3 separate regions of the Homo sapiens genome follow, and regions 1 and 2 are each linked to region 3. The links are chromatin loops, found by intact Hi-C in ENCODE. Cell type or tissue: IMR-90. All regions are shown on one strand.

Region 1 (8,000 bases), 140 kb before region 3:
AAATAAGCATGTAAGTCATCAGATCACTATTTAGTTTGTCCACTAAATAAGCACAGGATGAAATCACTGCCACAGAGGTGTCAGTTAATTGAGGAATCAGACAGCTGGAGAGACAGACTGGGTGAGAAAACACCCTTATCCCAAGGACAAACCTTTGCTATGACATTGAAGAGAATATACAAATGAACTTGCCAAGTAAATTGCTTTCCTTCTCTAATATATGATCTCTTGCTCCAATGCTACAGCTGGCTTTTAATGAGTTAGTAGGTACATATGGAGCTAGATTGAGAGAATTAGTTCAAGCTCATACGTTTCAATATTGAGAGTGAAATGAAGATACAGATAGCAATTTGAATCTAATTTTCAAGCCTGCATGGATGAAGGGTCACAGAAGGAAGCTGAGATGTACCAGGATATTGAAGGTGGGAGGATTGAAGATAGTGACAAAGAAAACCACAGCTGACACAAAGTGAGTCCTCTTCCATAAGGCCAACAAGGCCGAAGTAGCATAAATTCAAGAGAGATTGAGTTGTTTTCTTTTTGTAGATACACAGGGTACAGTATTTAGGAAAATGCAGATCTAAGGGAGACGTGAGTGACATCATCTCTGACCTCTCAGTCAGCATCATATGGATCCTAAGAGAATTCAAGTAAAATTAGAATCCTAAGACTCTTTTAGAGATGAAAGAGATGTTAGAGTCAAATGTCCTCATTGCCACAGGGACAAAAATCAAACTCAGAGAAATGAAATAGCATCTCTGGAATGACAATGCACATATTTTAATATCACATGCACATGCCTTTTCCATGAGTTTAGATCAACATTTCTGTTTAAAAACAAACAGATCAACGTGAGAAACGGAGAGGTGGTTTGGGTGGACAATGTGTCTACTGTCAATTTGCTTGAGTTCCTGAAAAAGGCATCATCTTGCAAATTTTTTTATTTTTGAGATGAAACATATTCTAAATAAGAACCCCTCTCAGATTACACCCCAAAGTATTAAATTAAAAAAGAAAACATGTGCACATAGTGACTCAGGAGGAGCAAACAATAGAAGTAGCTACCAGTTAGTTAATCACGCCAAATAGGTAGTTTGCAAGAAAATAAAGGCAGTATCAAATTTTAAAATTGTAGAAAAAACCCTCACTTAGATACATTGATAATTTGGGATTGGGGCTTATTTCACATAGTAGGTTTATTTAATTTAGTCATGAAATTCGCCCATGAACACTGTTGCTAATTCATGTACTTCTTTCCCTACCCTGTTTATTTGCTGTTCACTATATAGCCTAAAAATGGAAATCAGTTGAGTCATCATGAACGATGTTTATTACTGTTCATTATCTTTCAAAAATGTACCATCGGGGAGGGGAAAGAGAGCATCAGGATAAACAGCTAATGCACATGGGGCTTAATAACTAGGTGATGGGTTGACAGGTGCAGCAAACCACCATGGCACACGTTTATTTATGTAACAAACTTGCACATCCTCCACATGTATCCTGGAACTTTAAATAAAATAAAATATATTTTACTTCTTTTTTTAATTATACTTTAAGTTTTAGGGTACATGTGCACAATGTGCAGGTTTGTTACATATATATATACACGTGCCATGTTGGTGTGCTGCACCCATTAACTCGTCATTTAACATTAGGTATATCTCCTAATGCTATCCCTCCCCCCTCCTCCCACCCCACAACAGGCCCCGGTGTATGATGTTCCCCTTCCTGTGTCCATGTGTTCTCATTGTTCAATTCCCACCTATGAGTGTATTTTTAAAGCTACTAATAGTTAAACAGAAGTCACACATGACACATTCTTGCTCTGGATATCCAAAATCTGCTGCTGTTTGTTCTACATACAGGATAAGTAAATAGTACAGATACTTCTGTTCCCAACTGCTTCCCGATACTACATAAATGCTGCCACAGTCTGCAACCAAGGTTCAATTTCTGGAAATGTTGGTGAACGGGAAACAACTGTTAGCAAATTTATGTATTACAAACTTATAGAGTCCAGTAATAAATGGTGATGAATGTAAGAGGATGTGACTTCATGAAAATTGTTATTATATGGAATAAGTAGAGCAAAGCTATACAATTCACCTGAGCTTAAGAAATCCATGAATATGTTTTCTAAATAACAGAAAGTACTAAAACAACATCTCAAACAGACCTATTGCACAGATGACAATTTTACAAACTGTAAAGGTAATTATTTTTCTACTACTCCCAACCTAGCCAGAGTCAACTATTGCTTTTAAACCTTTAGACCCTCACTCATCAGTATTTTCTTTTGTTCAGCTTGTCTTTCATAATTCTTTTTCTTTCTTTTTTTTTTTTTTTTTTTTTTCGGACAGAGTCTCGCTCTGTCACCCAGGCTGGAGTGCAGTGGCGCAATCTCGGCTCACTGCAACCTCCACCTCCCAGGTTCAAGTGATTCTCCTGCCTCACCCACCAGAGTAGCCGGGATTATAAATGCCCGCCACTATGCCCAGCTATTTTTTTGTTTTTTTAGTAGAGACGAGGTTTTGCCATGTTGGCCAGGCTGGTCTCATACTCCTGACCTCAGGTGATCTGCCCACCTCGGCCTCCCAAAGTGCTGGGATTACAGGTGTGAGCCACCGCGCCTAGTCTCATAATATATTATTATTAAAAAAAAAGAAAGAAAGAAAAGAAAGAAAGAAGGAAGGAAGGAAGGAAGGAAGGAAGGAAGGAAGGAAGGAAGGGAAAAAAAGCAAGTAAACCAAATATTTTTAAAGGCTTTCCTTAACCTACCTTTCCTTAACCTACCTTTCCTTTAAATCACTTCTTCTTTCTATTTTGCTTTACCATCACATTATAAAATAGGGGTCTGTCTGTTCACCTTTTTTTTTTTAATCCATCCCAACACAAGCACTACAATGCATGTAACCAAAAACACCTGTCACGATTTTTTATCCTTTGGCTTTTATATCCTTGTGTACTTTATTGAGTGATTCATAATTTTCCAATTCGCTTAACCCCAGCATATGAAAATATTGTTTGAGTTTTATAACTCCATTGAGCCTTTAACCATTTAAGGGTTTGTTTTGTTTGAGAAGGAATGTGTGGTTCATACTTAGAATAAAGAAGCCAGCTATAGGGTGAGTGTTAAAAACTTGGTTATAAAACTTGAGATCACATATAGACAGAAATTAAACTTTATTCAAGAGGCTTCCAATCTACATTTTAAAGCACAGCTTGGAAATCTGAGGATGTACTGGGCATTGTGCCAAACATAATGAAAACTCCCCACCCCACATCTTCATCCCTGCCCCCTTCAATGCTTGTTTTTGGTCTTTCTGTAGTCTAGCTACTTCCTCCTCCCCCCTCAGACAGGGTTGTTCCCACTGTGATTTACTAGTTTAGCACTTGTTTAAAGAGGCCGGCTTTATGCACAGTCATTTGTTATTTTAATAACAATACAAAAAAGAAAATATATATACTGAGCAAAACGGGTCAAGCTGTCACCTTTGAGCTTTACAGTGGGCTTTGAAAGCAACCAAACAAGGAAGAGCCAGAGGCAAGCTGTTCATAAGTTACATTCCTAAATGCAGACACAGAGCTGAGGATGCTTTTTCATGAAGAACAGGGACTAAGAGGTGGCCTATGAATGAGAATGATTCTGTCCTTGGAACATTTGAGCTAAGTATTTCCTTCCCAACAGCCAAATATGAACCAGAGAGAAGTCTGGTTGGGGGATGCACAGACCTTTCATTTAGGGCTAGGATGAGATTTGGCCGTGGCACACTGGAGAGGGCCTTCTCAGCAGGTTGTGGGGGGCTATCTCATCACCAAAGGACTAGCAATACAATAGGTCTGTATCCCTTGTCTTGCTATGGGAGGCCTGCTCTAACCTGGTTACGACCCCTGAATTCTAGGATGACAAGGCTGTGTCTCATCTGTGGAATAATATTTCCAGATAAATGTTTTATAGTAGTCACCGTATCATAAACAAAGTTAATTCTTTTATCCTAGCCAGTCTCAGCAGAAGAGTAACATGACATGAGAGATTGGGAAACTGTCCTTCTGTGGGGTTCTTCAGACAACCTAAGCCATCTCCTACATCCTACACTCGCTGAACATAGAATGGTTGAAGGAAAGAATGAATACATATGTAGAAGAGAAGAATCTTGCTAAAAGGAATGAAGTTGTCAAGATAAATAATTAAGAGTAAGAAAGAAAAAATATGAGAAAAGCCGGTCAAGAAGACTGGCATTTAGAAGAAAGAATGCTTTCTGGTTTTTTGTTTTGTTTTGTTTGTTTTGTTTTGTTTGTTTTTTATCACAAGTTGTTTTATTTCAATTAGCAAAAGAGTTTAAGTGAAATTTTTTAAAAAGTTGTTTATTTGAAAATAGCATTTAGAGTGATATGGTAAATGCAAGTTACAAATTAACTTTATGCATATTTATAGATCATGCTCTAAGCACTCAAATTTGACATATGAAATTTTGTTATTTTTATATTTTTCAACAATACATCTCTCTCTTAGTTTCATGATTTGTTCTAAATTTGTGGAGGACCAGAAATTTTTCTTTAGTCCCTCAGAAAGATCATCTTTTTCTCCAAAATAAACTGCTTTCAGCAAAAGTAAGTTTAGATTTACTAAGTAATCTTTCATAGATCTACAGCAAGAATTTTAAATAGAGGTTCACTTGTCTGTGACACTTTGACCATTGGGTTAGGAAGAGGATTAGTCACTAAGTTTTAAATTGACATTTCTTGAAGTATAGATTGAAGATATCATTTCAGCATAAGAATCAGGATACCACAGAATGACAGTGAGATTTCTGGAATCCTTAAAATAAGTAAAAGTAAATAATAAAAGTGACATAGAATAGACTCCTATAATATAAAAATTATTTCAGGTTACTTATTTTCTTGAGAGAAATAGAGAGTACATGCTTTGTTTCTGTTTTTGTCCCTTTTTAAATGCTCTACTTGTTGATTAGAATCAACTGTTAAATTATAATGGACTCAGTAATAGTGACTGCTTAACAGTCACTATTATCATGGTGTATTATGCTAAGAGGCTGTTATATTATGTGCCTTTTTAAAAATATTGTCAATGGTAGATTTTATTTTCCACATCTTCTAGATCTTCTAGATGTGGAAAGGGGGTCAACAAATTTAAGCTCACACAATGAGAAAATAACAGAGATAGGCTTCCGTTTCAGGTTTAACTCCAAAGTCTTGTCTACTGCGTTCACAGATGCATCACAGTTAACTGGGTACGAAGTTATGGAAGGAACAGTTGCATCCCCTATACAGCATGAAGCCAGCATTTCTGCCAGCAAATCTCTTAGAAAGATATGCAGCCTGGTAGGGCTTGCTGCTGTCTCCCTCAAAAGGAGGAATCTGAGAATCAAATGCCATTCTTCAAGCTTCCATAATTGCTTACAGGAGTCTTGTTTTGTGAATTGCAAGTTCTCCTTGTACAGCATGTTGTCACATTCCACTGATGCTTTATGAGAAATTTTCCTTAACCTTTAGAAGAACAGAGACATTCTTTCTTTCTTTTCTTCTTATATGTTATTACCCTTTCCTCCTCAACTAACATACTTGATGTATGCATATGCATGCATGCATACACACACACACACACACACACACACACACACACACACACACACACACACACACACACACACACTAGTTAGGTGAATAAATACAGGCCCAGGCCCAAACCTCTCAGCTTCCTATTTCCTTCCATCTTGGGGTATTCTGGGGTTAGTAACTACTCACAGAATCCTACTCTAACATGTTATCTTAGAAGTCCAGGTGTGTATACTCCTAACCCAGCAGACAATGCATGCTAAACCAACTTTGCTGATAGTAGTATAATTGTTGATATGGTTTGGCTGTGTTCCCACCCAAACCTCATTTTGAATTGTAGTTCCCATAATCCCCACATGTTGTGGGAGGAACCCAGTGGGAGGTAACAATCATGGGGTGGTTACCCTAGTGCTGTTCTTGTGATAGCCAGTGAGTTCTCATGAGATCTGATGATTTGATAAGGGGCTTTTCCCCTTTTGCTCGGCACTTCTCTCCCCTGCCGCCTTTGCTTCCCCTTCTGCCATGCTTGTAAGTTTCCTAAGGTCCTTCCAGTCCTGTGAAACTGTGGGTCAATTAAACCTCATTCCTTTATAAGTTACACGGTCTTGGGTATTTCTTCATAGCACTCTGAGAATGGACTAATACAATTGTGCTTCAAGGAAAAACCACACTGCCTAGAAGATTTATGAACAAGTCCCAATCCATTTGCTGTCTACTGGAAGATCTTCCATTCTCAGGCATTATATAGGAATGGAAATTGTATTTAAATACTTCTGTATGTGAACTACTCACAATTTAGCTACTTTTTGTCAGATGACACAGTAGAGATGGGGGCAGAAAAAATGTACTGAGGACATTTCCAAGTCAAGATGGTTTATTTCAAGAAGGGAAATGCCACTTTTTTATCCTAGCTTTCACACTGGGCATAGTCCACATGGAACATACTCCCTGATAGAGGTAAAGATTATGGTTTGGTAATTATATCTCAGTCTAAATGGGAGACAGGTATTTGGAGAGTCTGGAGGTAAAGAGGAGTCAGGGTATTTAAATATTGATGTAGTCTCACACTAAGGGTGTTGGAAGAGGGAAGGGGCTGAGGTCTTCGGAAGAGAGGGTGGGCACAGCATGTGATGACTTATCTTACATATATTCAATTATGTTGTGATTCCCCTGAGGTCATAAACCAAAAAGTCATTTCATTTCAAGCAGTCTGGAGAGTTGACTGCCCTGATTTACCACATAAACCTCTTCATTCTCTCTGACCAACTGGCTTTATTTTAATTCTAAATTAGTGCTTTAGATACAAAAATCTTTGCTGAGTTGATGCAGCTTTTTATGTTTCTTCATCTCAATTGCCATTAGATCATTTAGTAAAGACTTTAATCTTCTCCCTGCTCTCATTTTTTCAAGTTTTCATGGGATAACACTGCGGTCATTTGGCTCAGTTCTAGAAATAGTCTGCAATCAAACTCTGGGGAAACAATCATTTTGTCTTTCGACTGGAAACAATAAAAATAGTTGCTTCCCATTACTCTCCACACTTCATTACTATTTTATTTTTACAGCTTCGTTGAATCTGGTATGAATCTTAATTATATGAGGCCTGTGTCATTTCTGTCATTGAAAAGCTAGAAGAACCAAGATTTAGCTATATGGGGGTGAACTGGTTTCTCTGTACCCTATACCTACATTCTAGGATGGCTACTAGAAGAGTGATGGTGTCCATTAAGCTCATACTTATCAGTGCATGTGTTTTAAGAGGCGATGACTAATAATAGCATGTCTACAAAACACAATCCACTTGCTTTACTTTTCATATAAATAGGCATTTTAATGAAAAGAGCAACTTTCTCTTTCTCTCCATAAGCAATGCAGCCTTAAGTAGAGACATGCTTAAAATAAATATATATTCCTAAGTATAACTAAGTGTCCTTGTCTCTACTTAACTATTATAAGATATGCTATCTGAATATTTGTTTTCTATATACTCTGAAAAAAATTTCACTTCTATGTGCACCTCCTAATATTTTCACAGCCTCTAATCTCACTTATTCTTATCCCAACCATCCTGGTCTATTCTTCAGAGGAAAAGTACTAACTTCCTCTTTATCTTCTCTCTTCTCCCAAACTGACTTTTGTTCCTCCCTTTAAAGTTGTCCTTGACCTACTATCCAAAGCTCCACATTGCCATGTGCTCTGTCTCAGCTTCCAATGGGCACATAGACCATTGAAAAGGATCCCTAAAAGGATATTTTGTTTGGAGCTGCTCAGCTTCTCTAGAACAACTGCTTTTATTCTAGAATTTTCTATCATAGTCCTAAAAAGCCTCAATTCTCTGCAAATTTGATTCACATTTTTAATTCAAAGCAATGAATTAACTAATTTAGAGTTATTAAACCAGCAGCCTGCCGACTTTAGGA
Region 2 (8,000 bases), 180 kb before region 3:
GCACATTTTTATGCTAACGGAAATGAGCCAGTTGAGAGGGAAGAGAACAGCTGGTGGAATAGATAAGAAGGCAACATCTTAGAGTTGGTAAGAGAAGAAGGAATCCAGTGAACAAGAAGAGACATTGTCTTTAGCTTAGACACAATGACTTCATCCATGATAGCAGCAGCGAGGGCAGAGTGGTTGGGCTCTGGTACTTGCAGCTCTTTGAATACCATGATGGGAGCCTGTGGGCACTTTATTTTATTCACTTCTATTTTCTATTGTACTTCTTACATCTATTGTAATTCTTACATCTATTGTAAAATGAAGAAGCAGTGTCATCTTTTTTTTTTTTTTTTTTTTTTTCTGAGACAGCGTTTTATTCTGTTGCCCAGGCTGGAGTGCAGTGGGGCGATTACAGCTCACTGCCACCTCTACCTCCCGGGGCTAAAGCCATCCTCTCACCTCAGACCCCTGAGAAACTGGGAATACAGGAGTGTGCTACCATGCCCAGGTAATTTTTGTATTTTCTATAGAGATGGAGTTTCACCATGTTGCCCAGGCTAGTCTCAAATTCCTGAGCTAAAGCCATCCACCTGCCTCAGCCTCCCACAGTGCTGGGATTACAGGTGTGAGCCACCATGTCTAGCCAGCATCATCTGTTGAGAGTAAGAATGGGTAAGGAAGTGCTGGAGATTAAATGAGACTTCAAATTACACAAATTAGTTTTTAAATGGCAGTAGGAAGTAAATGGATCACCAGCTCTGTCCACAATACAAGTGATTACCTCTTCAGTTGACAGTAATATTACTATTCCAAGTTTGAAAAATTTGAGCATATGCCCCTCGGTATGGTCTCTCTGAGGCCCACCAGTTTGTCTCTTCCTTAGCTTTTAGAGATGTCTGAAAAGATGGCTGAGAGGCTATTTTTATGTTTCTGCCCTGGAGACTCTGAACCTCTTCTGGGATAGGCACCAATATCATGTGAACAATGGTGACCCAAGTCATCTTCACCTTTCTCTTATCTCCTTCCTCTCCTTAGCTTCTATCCTCTAATAGTGCTCTCTAGATACATCCTTCAATTAAAAATAGTTTGAGAATTTACCCACCAATAAATCTATATACTTACAAATGAATGTATATCTTCTGCTATAGTAATTTTTACATTAAAATGTAACTCAGAGTATGAATTTTAAAGGAGGTTATGCCCTTCTGACCAAGATAAGCAAAGTGATTTGAGTGGAGGACTAACAAGAAATGCGTTTATTGAGATAGGAGTGCCTGAGACATGTGGATACCAACATCTGGTTCCGGTATTGTAGATCCATTAGGCCCATGCTAGGCTCCATAAGAGTGTAAATGTAGAGGTTGGTAAAAGAATTATCAGTAGAGTTTAAAAGTAGCCACAGAATGTGGAGGATGTGCTTGAATGTGAAGACAGAAACCAAACTCTACATTTTTCCATTATGGTGATTTCTGAAGTGGGTGACAGAAGACCAAAGCATATGTTAAGAAGGAAGTGAAGGGGGAGGCCACGGTGGCTCACACCTGTAATCCCAATACTTTGGGAGGCCGAGGCAGCAGATCACCTGAGGTCGGGAGTTCGAGACCAGCCTGACCAACATGGAGAAGCACGATCTCTACTAAAAATACAAAATTAGCTGGGCCTGGTGGTGCATGCCTGTAATCCCAGCTACTCGGGAGGCTAAGGCAGGAGAATCGCTTGAACCTGGGAGGCAGAGTTTGCAGTGAGCTGAGATCGCACCATTGCACTCCAGCCTGGGCAGCAAGAGCAAAACTCCGTCCAAAAAACAAAAACAAAAACAAAAAGAAGGAAAAGTGAAGGGTAGGGGGCTACTCTATCCCTGATTCTAAATAGTACAGCCTCATACAGTGCAAGTACTATCCCTGTGGTTCCTGGGGCTCTGGGTGAGGGAGAACGGAGAGCGAGGGAGGGAGTAGCTGTGTGGCTGTCCTAGAACTGGGCACCAAGCAAGCTGCGCCCCAACCTAAGAGGGGGCTAAAAGAATTAACTCTTTACCAGTGGTCAATGGCAGGCAAATGTATTTCTCTGTACCTGGGTCTTAGGAGATAGGAAATTCTGGAATGAAGCTGCATGCTGCCCTAGAAAACCATCCACATCATCTATACAAAGACCTCCATATTAACAGAGGCTGCTAGCAGCCAATGGAATGGGCTTGGACCTAGTACTACCTTCACATAGTATAGATGTGAAAAACTGCAAGGGGATGTTTGGCTTCTCTCTTTCTTCTCCCCATTTCTAACACCAGAGGAGCTAGACACTGGGGAAGGAGAGAAACAAACGTGGCTAAGCCAGAACATCCTATTCACTCATTCCCAGGTTCTCCAGTCAACAGACAAGGAAGGAGTCAAATAGATCACGATACCTCCCAACTCAGAAACCAGAGGTAAACTGGAGTAGACTAAGTTAACTATAAGTTGTAGAGTAACTGCTTAACTATAAGTTGTAGAGTAACTGCTAAAGTGAACAACTTAACTATAAGTTGTAGAGTAACTGCTAACATGAGATTTGACAAAACATGCTTGAAGGCAATGGTTAATAAAATATTCACACTTTTTTTTCTATTCTATAGCTCATTGTGTTGAGACTCAATAAACCAATCTCATAAGTACAGACATAAACTCTTTCACTTGCAATGGTTCAACTTAGTGATTTTTATTATTATTTTGTGATGGATATGAAAGCCATATGCATTTGGCAGGGCACAGTAGCTCACACCTGTAATCCTAGCACTTTGGGAGACTGAGGTGGGCAGACCACTTGAGGTCAGGAGTTTGAAACCAGCCTGGCCAACAGGGTGAAACCCCGTCTCTACTAAAAATACAAAAAAATTAGCCAGGCGTGGTGGCAGGTGCCTGTAACCAGCTACTTGGAGGCTGAGGCAGGAGAACTGCATGAACCCAGAAGGTGGAGATTGCAGCGAGCCAAGATGGCGCCACTGCACTCCGGCCTGGACGACAGAGCTAGACTTCATTAAAAAAAAAAATTAATTAAAAAAACCATATGCATTCAGTAGAAACCATACTTCAAGGACCCATAAAACCATTCTGTTTTCTACTATCAGTACAGTATTCAGTAAACTACATGAGGTATTCAGCACTTTCTTATCAAATATTTCTGTTTTAGGTGATTTTGCCACTGGAAGCTAATAATGTAAGTGTTCTGGGCAAGTTTAAGGTAGGCTAGGCTAAGCTATGATGTTTGGTATGTTGACTAAATGCATTTTTGACTTACAATAGGTTTATCAGGAAGTAACATAATCATAAGTTGAGGAGCCTCTGTACTATATTGTAAAATGTTATACTGAGATACTTTTTAAATGAGGCATACTCAACCAATTTTCTCCCACTAAAAATATGTTTAATTATTTTTAGTGAAAGCAAAAAGTTTCTGTTCAATTAATAAATACAAAATTTCTAATTTTTTTTCATTCTTTAAACTGTAGACTTTGGGGTACATTTCAATCTAAAAATTAGGACAATTGTTGGTGTAGATATTTATTTATATATGAGTTATATAGGTTTACTGGTAGGTAAATTCTCAAACATTTTTTAAACTGGAAGATGTATCTAGATAAACTTTATTAGAGAAAAGAGGTAGGAAAAGGGGTCCAAAAAAGGAAGGTGAGAGAAAGGGAGAAGGAAAGGAAAGAGAAGGAAGAAAACAAGAACTCAGAGGAGAAGAGCTGGTCATGGATATGTGGAGAAGAAAGTAGAGGAGAAGGAGACGTGGGGAGGACAGGGGCGTGGATCCTAGGGAAGACAGGATGGCTTGGATTGCTTGGTTCACATGACAATCAGTGCAGGTTCCAGAAGGAGTTCAGTGTTTTGAGGGCACAAACATAAAAATAGCTTCTCAGCAACCTTTTCTAGAATCTGTAAAGGGAAAAGGAACGACTGGAGGGCCTCAGACAGACTATACTGTGGGGTATATGACCACATTTTCATAACTCTGCAGTAATGACTGTCAACTGAATAGGTAACTGGTAATTCTGTTTTTTTTTTTTAGACAGAGTCTTGCTCTTTTGTCTAAACGAGTGCAGTGGTGCAATCTTGGCTCACTGCAACCTCTGTCTCTGAGGTTCAAGTGATTCTCATGCCTCAGCCTCCCAAGTAGCTGGGATTTACAGGCATGCGCCACCATGCTGGGCTAATTTTTTGTATTTTTAGTAGAGACAGGGTTTCGCCGTGTTGGCCAGGCTAGTCTCGAACTCCTGGCCTCAAGTGATCAGCCTGTCTCAGCCTCCCAATGTGCTGGGATTACAGGTGTAAGCCACTGCGCCCGGCCACAACTGGTGGCTTCTGAGGCCAGAAAGGATAGTAGAGGGTGAGTGGTAGTGGTGGCAGGGGAGAATTAAGTAGACTCTAAGTAAGAACAGGTAGTCATGCCCTGTTCTCTGAGGGCATTTGTTAAGCTTTCCATATTGAAATATGAAACTGTCCACTTAATTGAAAGTTAGTGGGGAAATGTAATTTTTTGAAGGAGTAAGTTTCATTTACTTGGCATCAGTTTAAAAAACAAAAACCCAGTACAAACTTGCAAGATAAGTTTCACCTGCCAGAGAACGACATTGTATTAGGAATAAGCAACAGCGTCCTTGTTAAAAGAGCCAGAAAAGGTCTAATATGCAAAGTACCCTCTGTACTACTGAAAAACCGCCTCATTGTGACTCAGAGTTCACTCACAGAAAAATAATTAAGGCCCTGAAAGTCAACAAGTATTTATTAACAGCTTAAAATATGTTCTACACTGTAGTAGGAATTATGGTGGATACAGTCTTGCTTTCAAAGAACTTACCCACTTGTAGGAAAATTAATAATTGAAATTGCAATAAAGGTTTGATACAGTTAGGGTTAAGTACTTACATTAGTTTTTACGAAAAAAGAATACAAATCAAATTTAATGAACTGGATGTGTGATGTTACATGGAAGAGTGAGAGGAGAACTGAGAGAAGAAAAAAAGAGAGAGAAAATTACTTTTGAAACAAAACATTGTCCCAGAGTTCAAGAGAAACAAAACAAAAAGGAAACAGAAGGTAAGACAGCAGGAAGCAGACACTAGAAAAGAAAAAGAAATAAAAGATAAGACCAGGGTGCCTGAATGCTTGTCCATTCCTTTTCTGTTTTCCGTTAATTAATACATTTGTTTTAAAAGCGTTTATCTCGTAAGCACGAGACATGGTGCTGAGCAGTGGAGAAACAGAGTTAAAGAAGACATGATCTCTGCTCTTGAGGAACTTACAATTCAAGAAAATCAAAGCAGTAAAGCACTGATTGCACTGCAATGGGTCAAGGATGCTTTGCCAGAAAAGATGTTCATAGGATTTCAGGAAGAACGTAATTTACTGACAAGACTTAAGGGCTCTAGGGTTTCAGATGGTTTGTTTTCAAGGATGAAAACTGAAGGAAGAATATGCTGAAATTAATGTTGGAAATTAATTATTCTCTATTCAAGGCGCACGTCCCCACAATTTAGTCCAGTACATTTCAGTTCATCTGCTCCCCTCTAGAGATATGGGTTAGCCAACCAGGGGTCTCAGTCCTGGGTTCACATTAGAATCACTTTTAAAAAAATGACGCCCAGGTCCCACTGTGGAGCATTTAAATCAAAATCACTTATGTGAAACCTGGGCAATTGCATTAATTAAAAAAAAAAATTTCTCTAGACAATTCTAATGTGCTTCCAGTGTTGAGATCCACTGAATACTGCTGTAGCAAAGGTTTCTCAAAGGTTTCCAGGTTGGTTACAGATGTTATAACAGAGACACCCTTGTCTTTTGGTGGCACTGATGTCCTCTCTTTATACTTCTCATTTGCGTACTGCACTGTTCGGCTGGGTTCTTGTGGTATTTAGTCACTGATGAAATCAACTGTATTTATTTGCAGAACATTCCTGTTTTGAAAGTTTGTCTATTTGCTGCCGGTCCATACAAATTCACCAAAAAGGTTTCAGCCAAATAATTCTTTCCCAGGTGTATCTAGTGAAAGAAAAGTAAATTCTGACAGTAGAAAATTTTCATTAGAATATAATTTTCAAAAAAAATTATTATTAGTTATTTGCCCTAAGAAATGGTTAAATATATATATATATGTTTTTAAATGAAAATTAATAACTTTTATATACAACACATCCATATATTATTGCTATTTAGGGGATCACTATTTCAGCTTGTTCTCATGCAGATAACTTTTACCCTCCTGCAGATTTTGTAGTCAATAAAAAATACAGCTGAAATTTTAAACTTCTATGACCTCTGGAAGCCTTTTGAGTGCTGCCTGGAACTTTTGTCTTTGGTCCTCAGTTGGCCTTGGCAGTATAAGGGCTGGGAGAAAAACATTTCTCAATTGCCTGCCTGCAAAATATCAGAAAATATTACGAGACCAGTCAGCATTGCCAAATTCTTTCTTCTTTCTTTGTCTAGTCTCCCAAAGGAAATATTGGATTCCTTCCTCCTTTTTCCTTTGCACACAGGAAAACTGAAGCTGCAAAGTTTAAGACAGAATTTCCCTGCCTATGTAGTCTGCCTATGTAGTCTGTTCATCAGAGTATTCAGTCCATGAAAGTCTGTAACAGAGGAAGCAAAGTACCCACTCTCTCTTCTCTCTGTGACATCTGTTCAGTTTTCTTACCTATTCTTTGTGACCAGTCCAACAACTACATCTAATAAAATAATTGCTAGCAGTTTATTTAAAGTGTCCAAAACTAACAACTCTCTGGTTGCCTTAAAAGTTATTAAGCTTCCTTCCCTTCCTTTCTGAACCTTTTTAGTATAATTTGAACAAAGGACCTTCTAGGTATTATAAAGTCTTACAAATATTGGAAATTTTGTTGAGAACTCATCACTGACATAAAGGCATGGACATTATACTTCATTTAAATAAAACAGGTATAAATAGTGAAATTTCTATGTCAAGAATTATATAAAAGTCTAGATATCTATGAATTAATGCAGACATGTATATTGTGGTGAGCTTTAAAATTATGATAAAATAATAGAGATTATGGTGTTTATGGTAACTTTTACAGCCTTCTTGTCAAAATGCTCTCTTAATTCAGGTATACAAGCTGATGCAGAAACAACATATATTAATGGTGAGGGGATTAAAACATCTGCATATTGGTTAGGAGTCCATTTTTTTTTCCTAAATAGAGACAATCTAAAATCTGAAAGAAATGTCTTGCTTTACTGTGACTTCCATACTTCAGTAGTTGAGGAAGTAATGAATGGAATTGCTATTATGGATTTATTTCTCATGGACAAGAGCAAATTAATTGGTGAAATTAAAGCCAAAAGAAATTGTCAGAGAGAATGAGCAGCCTGTTTTATTTTGCATATTAATTATTACATTTTGCCAAAGGAATTTTGAAACAGAAAAGGCACACATAAAATTTCAGGTCCAGATACTCTAAAAGAGAAAATAACTCAAAATAAATGGAATGGTCTAGAAATAAATGACACTGTAATTAAAAACAATCTTGACGAAGAAGAAAAAGAAGCTCCTACAGACACAAAAATTAATTTGAAAACAGCTTCATCTGAGTTGATATCACAGTGCAGTCCTCTAAAATCAGCCTCCCAGTGGTTGGCTGCAAAAGCCATTATTATGATGCATTCATGTATTAAAGAGATACACATAAAAATCAAGATGGGAAGAACACAGACAAAAATAATACAAAAGAATGGAATGTTGGAATAATTAGAATAGTATTTGGAAGGGAATACACCTAAATGAGCCATGATGTGTTGACAAAAAAAAAGAAAGCCAAGAGTGTGGCAGAAATAACCTTAAGCCTTTATTTGAAGAAAGAGCACAAGGAAAACCTAGAGCTCTTCCCTTTAGAATATGCTATAATATTAACCAAGTACCAGAGGGAGACAGAACTCTGATAATATTGTTTTTCTTCTACATTTTTCTATGAAGAATACTGTAAACTAGAAAAGGCAGAGTAATAATTGATGCCCAAAAAGGGGAAG
Region 3 (8,000 bases):
AATAGAAAAGACAAAAGAAAAAATAAATGAAGCCAAAAATTCGTTCTTAGAATGAGTAATAAATGTGATAAACATTCAGTCATACTTACTAGGGAAAAAATGGGAGAAAACATAAGTTAGAAATATCATGAATTAGAAGTGACATCATTGAAGAGTCTACAGACATTAAAAGAATGATAAGAAAATATATTTTTATAGTCTTAACACCATACATTCAGTTACCTAGATAAAATGAACAAATAAATTTCTTGAAAGTCACAAAGTATAAGTGCTCACTGATAACTGAATACATAAATAATGTTAATATATTGATATCAATTTATTAAGTTAGATTTGTAGGAAAAAAAAAAAACTTCTCACAAGAAAAACTCCAGATACAGATAGCTTCACTGGAGAAGAAAACCAAACATTTCAAATAAATAATACCCATTATACACCAACTCTTGAAGAAAATTTAAATGAAAGAAATGCTTCCTGCCTTAGTCTGCTTTGATTGCCATATAAAATACCAAGACTGCATGGCTTAAACAACAGAAATTTATTTCTCAGAGTTCTGAAGGCTAGATAGCCTAAGGTTAAGATGTGAGTAATATAAGATTCATTCTGAGTACTCTTGAGTCATAAGTAGTTGCCATCTCTGTGTGCCCACAAGACCTCTGGACACACAGAGAGGAAGGGAAAGAAAGAAAGCAAATTCCCCCATGTGTTTTCTTATAAGGGCACTAATCCTATCATGAGGGTTCTAATCCTTCTGACCTCACTCTGACCTTAATTACCTCCCTACAGCCCCATCTCTAAACACCATCACACTGGGAGTTAGGACTTAAACAAATAAATTTTGTGAGAACACAAAAGTTCAATTCATATCACTTTCCAACTCATTCTATAAAAATAACATTACCCTGATTCTAAAACTAGTTTAAGATATTACAGGAAAAGCACAGACCAATATCCCTCATGAGTGTAAATACTAAAAATCTAAAGAAACTTAGAGAAAATTGAGCTCAATGACATATTTTTAAAAAGACAATACATCATGATCAAGTGGAATTTATCCTGGGAATGCAATACTGGTTTATCAGAGGATCTGTCAATGCAAATCACCATATTAATAAGCCAAAAAAAACAAACAAAAAACCAAGTTACATATAATAATTTCCATGCAGAAATACTTTTGACCAAATTCAACTTCCATTTCTTTTTTGTTGTTGTTGTTGTTGTTGTTGTTTATTTTGAGAGAGTGTCTCACTCTGTCACCCAGGCTGGAGTGCAGTAGTATGAACACGGCTCACTGAAGTCTCAACTTCTGGGGCTCACACTATCCTCCTGCCTCTGCCTACCAAATCAACATCCATTTCTTAAGTATTTGATAACACAACATATTAAATTAAGTAATAATTTAATTGTACATTAAAAATAACTAAGAGTATAATTGGATTGTTTGTAACACAAAGGATAAATGCTTGAGGGGATGGATAGCCAGTTTTCCATGATGTGATTATTATACATTGCATGCCTCTACCAAAATATCTCATGTACTCCATAAATATATAAAGCTACTGAGTACCCAGAAAAAAATTAAAAATAAAATTTTAAACTTTCAGCAAACTAGAATTAGAAGAGAACTTCTGTAACTTAATAAAGGGCATGTGTGAAAAACTTACAAGTAATAGTTCTACGTAATGACTTTGGATCTGATTACAGGCCTGTATTCCATTACAAAATCCATCTAACTGCGTGCTTAAAATCAGTAAATTTTGTTTTATATAAATGATATTTCAGTGAATCTGGTGAAAAGTTACATTATAAAATCTCTCATGTAGAATGTTATTTTACCTTGCACGCTACTAATCATTATCAGAACATCACCTATAAATTTTTATTGAAAGGGGCTTCTCACCCCCTCCTCCACACACAAACTACTCCATTTTAAAACACAAATCATGACAAATTATTCCTTTCATCAAGAAAAATGGTGTCTATGTAACTTATTCCCAAGTGTTGTAATCTATTTTCTTCAGTGATATCTTCCTGCCAACAATTCATCATATTTTGTTTTCAGACCTTTAACAATGATATAAATTTTATGTATCAAAAATATTATAACAACCCATTTCTACTTATGTGTCAAATCTTTCCTCCTAATTATTTTATTTCTTCCACTTAATAAACAAATGCCCCGGGTTATTACAATTTGCTTTTCCCCTGGAGAGTTTTATACACTTTATTTACACTGCCTCACCAAAATTATTAACAAGAATATCTTATTATTATTACATTATAGTGTCCCCAGGCAGAACCTGAAGTCTTGCTGAAACTAAAAGCTGGCAGAAGCTATTGATATTTTTATACAGTTCCAGGTAAGACAATAGAGAGAGGTTAGCATAAAGAGCTGAAGCTATTTGGGCTTCTTAATGCAACATAGATGAAAAGAGTCAAGAATGTAGTCCCAGCCTACCAAAAAAATAAAAACAAGAAAATTAGAGCAGGTGATAGAAAACCAGGGTCAGAACAAAACTGACAATTAAGGGTTGCAGATAACTGCAAACCAAGAGTCAGAGACTTGAGAGCAATGTCAACAAAGGTAGAGGAATTTGGGACTAATACATCAGCGAATTACTGGGATCTTCAGAATCAAAACAAAAATGAAATAGGAAGCATTCACAAGGTTTAAACTTGAAAAAGTATGTCTGGATCAAAGCATCTATTTGCAGATAATTACCCCCAAGTTTCTGTCTACAATCACTAACTTTAATCAAATGATCCTCTGATATGCCCGTGCTCACATAGGCCTTGCTCTTCTGGCCCTGCAATACTTTGGACCAGAAAACAGATTGATGCAATGAAGGGAGGAGAATCAGAATGAACAGTTTAATTAAAATAACATTTTTAGCTGAATTCTCAAGGTATTTACGTCTAAACCAGATATCTTTCTCTCTTTCTCTTTTTTTTCTTTCTTTCCTTTTTTTTTTTTAGACAGAGTCTCACTCTGTCACCCACGCTGGAGGACAGTGGCACGATTTCAGCTCACTGCAGCCTCTGCCTTCCCAGTTCAAGTGATTCTTGTAGCCTCCTGAGTAGCTGGGATTATAGGCATGTGCCGCCATGGCCAGCTAATTTTTTTTTTTTTTTTTTTTTTTTTTAGTAGAGACAGGGTTTCACCATGTTGGCCAAGATGGTCTTGAACTTCTGACCTCAAGTGATCCACTCTCCTTGGCCTCCCAAAGTGCTGGGATTAGAGCCGTGAGCCATCACGCCCAGCCCCAGAGAGCTTTCTTACTTGAAATTCTTGTTTCTATCTATGCTTTGGCTTTTCTTACCATTTTGATGTGTTCTTGGTATCACCTTGAAAAGCCCTGTTACTGGTTTCTCCTTTCTCATCCCGTGATTCAGCTCCATGGATAGCAGACTAGAGTTGTAGCCTACATAAGAATGTGGCTATAATTTTGCATATCCTTGGCTTCTCACTCTGCCCAGTCTTTATTTCACAGTAGCAGCAATCACATATTGACAAGACGTATTGTTTAGAAGACTTTTCTAAGACTTACAGAAAGTGCTTGCTAGAAGTATGTCTTGGATTATAATATCATTATTAATACAGCAATAGTGTTTAAAGAGTATTCCAGGATTCCAATGAATGTATTTTAGGCAACAGAGTTAAGAGCTCTTGTCCAACTGGGCTTGTTGAACTGTATCTCTAGTCATCATTGTCCCATTTGTTCTTAATAGAGTTATCACTTGAATGAAATGAAATTCTAAGCAAAATAAAATAATTTGAGTTAGGTCAGGAAGAGAAGTTCTGATTTGAGAAAGCTACATAGAGTTCAGAGAAGCTGAGAGAATCTAGAGAATCTCTGGGTTCTTCGTTCTTCCCACTCACTACACAATATACACAGAAATTTACCCTTAAAATTTCATCTCTCACTTTTTTCTTATCATTAATATTTTTTTCCTATTTCACCATTTTCCTGAATTCTGTTTATATTTAGTCTTACTACAGAACTTACTGGCTACTAGGTTGTAATTTAGAAGGACATTTCCTTGCAGATATATTCTGGAAGATGTCACTATCAGCAGCAGAAATTCAGCTGTCCTGACCAATAAGAAACATTCCGTTGGTCTTTGCACAAGAATGTGCCCACTTGGACTGTTTAATGAATTGTAGGTCTCACAAATTGCAGCCACTGTGTCTAAGGAATGTTCTCTCTCATTAAACAAATTATATTATTTCTAGGCCTCCCCCACACTCAAAACATACTCAATTTTCTTAATGACTCTGTAAGACAAGGTTTAGATAATACAGAAGGCATGGATATAGTATGATACTGAGGTCATAACAAATATTCAAAGTGACTCATGGAGTGTTAGCCACAGGGATTTGCCTCCTCTCTGAGGGATTTTGTTTTTGTAGGTTCACTCATAAAGATTAAAAGAAATAGGCAATGGGATAGTAAACTGGAAAATATATTTGAAGACATAATTCAATTTCTATCCAGTGGCAAAAAAAAAAAAAAACCAGCTAAGACGTTATAATATTGTCTCTGCCTTTTAATTCTCTAAGTGAAACCAGACTATCATGTAATAAATCTACTTTAAAGTGATTCTTTTAAAGGTAAAAAGTTGAAGGTAACCACAGAGAAGAATTTTAACCTTATGAGTAATAATCTAAAATGGTTTTTGTATTTATGTCTAAAACGAATGCATTGTCGGAGCAATCTGACCACGCAAATTCCTGTTACTGACGGGCAGAGCTGGGATTCCTGTTGTAAGCCTGATGTGGCTGTCTTCCTCTCCCTGTTCCATTTCTAGAAGTTGTAATGTTAAGATGCCACAATGCCTGCTGATGGTACTAGACAGAGTATTGCAGATGTTCTTTGAATACAAATACTGCCTGCCTCACATACCCGTGAGAATAGCTGCAGAATGGAGGCCATGATTAGAGGATGGAATTCAATGACCATTACTCCTGCTTATGTTATTAATTAGAAACATTCTACACATAAACAAGAGTTTCGGAGGAGCCTGTTATTAATGTAACAAAGAGATCTTTTCAGTATCTGCCATTTACACACACACGGTTCTCAGTGATTCCCAGAAATTGTTAGTAAAATCAAGTTGTTTAGAGCGCATGGCCAGATTTTTCTCATTTCCCAACCTCTGTGCAGAGCATGCTGGAATGAGTTATTGAGGGAAACTCTAAGAATAGAAATACTATTAATTCATGCATGTATAAAGTGCTTAACAGCTTACAAAACACATGCATACCTGCTACCTCATTAATCTTCACAACCATAAGAGATATGTTACTGATATTATTGCCATTTTACAAAGAAGAAAAAAAGGAGGTTTGGGAAGCATAAATAACTTTATAGGATCACATGGCTATTAAAAAGTGGAGTTGGAGCTACCATTTATATTTTTGATTGCAAGTGTGGGGAGTATCTACACTGAACTAAAAAATGACCAGCTAGCTCCAAAATAGAAAATACCTATAATTAGGCATGGTCCTCTCTGAACATAGCAAGTTATCTTTGCTGAATGCTAGATGTACATTCCACGCATAGAAGCAGAGAGGGCATTGGTGGAATTTGGTGCCTCTCCAAGCAGTGCTCCTTAGAATGCGATTCACATATTGGGTTGGTCTGCTGTTCGTAACTGGTCTCAAAGGAGATAAGTGCCAACATGGAGAGTAAGCATTTGGAATGTGGCATGGCAACTTCACAGAGTAAATCTGTATCTGTTGAATGACAAAAAATTGGAGTTTATATTTTGAATGTCCTTTTAAAAAAGTTTTATATTTTGTATTCATTTATGTTTATTGTATTTTACAAAAGGAGCAGCCCACAAGAAATTGTGGGAAGAAAATGGTTCCTCTCCCAGTTTTGCGTGCATGAGAAGCTCCACTTCAGGGGAGACTCACCTTGCCAAACTAGAGAATGCATCTGTGTTCAAATTCCTCAGGGCATCCTTAACAAGCTGTGTTCCACTCCACTGAATTGGCTTCCCGTGGATTCTCTCTGAAGGGCCCCTACATATTGTTTCCTGAGGAAACCTGAGTTTACACCAACATATCCTTGTCTGTAATGACCACTTCTGAAGAGTGGTTGCATTAGTTTTCTCTTGCTGTGTAAAAAGTTAGCCCAAACTCACTGGCTTATAACAACACCCATCTATTATCTTACAGTTTTGGTAGGTCAGAAGGCAGGGCACACATAACTGAGTCCCCTGCTCAAGGCCTCACAAGGTTGAAATCGACATGTTGGTAGGACTGCATTTTCATCTGGAGTTCAAGGTGCTCTTCCAACTCAGGTATGTTGCTGGCAGAATTCAATTTCTTGTGGCTGTAGGACGGAAGCCCTGTTTTCTTGCTGTCAGCCAAGGAGTGCCCTCAGGTCCTAGAAGCTGCCTCAGGTCTTAGCCAAATGGAGCTCACCAGAGGCAGTTCACCACATTTGTTTTCTTCCAAAGGAGTGGGAGAGAGATTCCAGTGTGTGACCTTCTTTTAAAAGGGTTACCTGATCAGGTTAGGCCCACCCAGGACAATCTCCCTTTTGATTAGCTCAAAGCCAACTGATTAATAGCCTAATCAATGACCTGGTATCCTGTTATGTTCATTGGTCCCAACAACAGTGAAACCGAGAAGATTATACCTGGCATGTATGTTCAGATGAGAATTTAGGGTGCATTTTAGAATTCTCACTACCACAGAGGTCGACACTTGATAAAAAGACACAAGGAAAATGCATTGCTCTATGAACTTGTCTTGCTACTCTCTTTAAAAAGTTTGCCTGGTAATACTATTAATTAAAATGTGTTACATTTCATTTATGTTGAACTTCACTGATTCCATTCCAGACTCTGCCCTCAATTTCAGAGAAGGAAGAATCATCTGTCTTAAGAGGTGTTTTGATCTTAAAATGCCAAAACAACAGTCTCTAGAGCCTTCATGAATCAAATTCAGACCCATCAATGCTTTCTACTGTGGCACTGCCAGATTGCTGGAATTATACTCATTACATCCAGCAGTTATGGGACTATGGGACTGTAAATGGAATAGAGCACATAATCTTAGGATGAGGTCAGGAGAAGTCAGACTTTGAAACTAACAAAATGGACACATAGTACAATGCATGACAGCATCTGTAACACTTCTTGGAGTGAAGTCTTTTAGATAATTTACTTTGGAAACTAAGGCACCAAAACCAAGATAAAATGAAATAAACTACAATCTTAGAAATCATAATAGTTCTGTCACTAGGTAATGTTATAACAGGAGGTTTGAACATGAATAAAAAATGCTGGAGAAGAAGTCATCAAAAATTAGAATTTTGCAGTCTCCAGTACTATTTAAAGACAATGAAACTCAAAATCATTGACTTAAAAAAAGAAAGCAATACCTGTGGTGGTTACACACAATATGAAGGAGTATCACTGAAGCTTAATAACTTTTCTCTTAATACCATTCAATTCTGTTCATTAGCAATAGGCACTAGCATTTATATGGTACTTTCAAAAAGAATATTTCATGTTTTTATAGACACACTTCAATTTATTCTAAGCTTAAAGTGTCAAAACCTCCTTCTCATGATGGTTTGTTTTGTCAAGTAGATTGTCTTAGTTAAAAAAAAAAAAAACAGACAAAAAAAGCAAGCAAGAAAGGTACTCTATGCAATAGTTAGAACCCTTTGGTGCTGCAACGAACAAATTTCTTCTAACTAAATTAAAGTGGCATTCACAAAAAGGATGACAAAGGACAATTCTTTTTTTTTTTTTTTTTTGAGACGGAGTCTTGCTCTGTCCCCCAGGCTGGAGTGCAGTGGCGCAATCTCGGCTCACTGCAAGCTCCGCCTCCCGGGTTCACGCCATTCTCCTGCCTCAGCCTCCCGAGTAGCCGGGACTACAGGCGCCCACCACCACGCCCGGCTAATTTTTTGTATTTTTAGTAGAGACGGGGTTTCACCGTGGTCTCGATCTCCCGACCTTGTGATCCACCCGCCTCG

The links. A loop is a pair of places that touch in the nucleus more often than their neighbours do. Peaks named below come from ENCODE experiments on the same cell type or tissue, not always from the same donor. Only the 100,000 strongest peaks of a DNase experiment are listed, where the experiment ranks them.
Region 1: it touches region 3 in a loop (3.0-fold over the local background); 3 of 110 quality-filtered maps call a loop at or near these places.
Region 2: a loop joins it to region 3, with 3 times the contacts of the local background. A loop is called at or near these places in 4 of 110 quality-filtered maps.

The regions. Positions count from the first base shown.
Region 1 is chr7:136,997,861-137,005,860 of GRCh38, forward strand. All of the region lies in intron 3 of CHRM2 (cholinergic receptor muscarinic 2), which reads left to right. All of the region lies in intron 2 of LOC349160 (a long non-coding RNA gene), which reads right to left. Among named protein-coding and RNA genes, the nearest start is that of MIR490, 99 kb to the left of the region's middle. In IMR-90, no CTCF peak of the experiment used is centred here; a DNase peak (open chromatin) is centred at 851; H3K27ac peaks cover 4,402 bases.
Region 2 is chr7:136,958,124-136,966,123 of GRCh38, forward strand. The region is part of intron 2 of CHRM2 (cholinergic receptor muscarinic 2); the gene reads left to right. The region is part of intron 2 of LOC349160 (a long non-coding RNA gene); the gene reads right to left. Among named protein-coding and RNA genes, the nearest start is that of MIR490, 59 kb to the left of the region's middle. In IMR-90, no CTCF peak of the experiment used is centred here; no DNase peak of the experiment used is centred here; H3K27ac peaks cover 2,754 bases.
Region 3 is chr7:137,141,958-137,149,957 of GRCh38, forward strand. The region is part of intron 1 of LOC349160 (a long non-coding RNA gene); the gene reads right to left. Among named protein-coding and RNA genes, the nearest start is that of PTN, 200 kb to the right of the region's middle. In IMR-90, no CTCF peak of the experiment used is centred here; DNase peaks (open chromatin) are centred at 4,364 and 4,754; H3K4me3 peaks cover 561 bases; H3K27ac peaks cover 3,989 bases.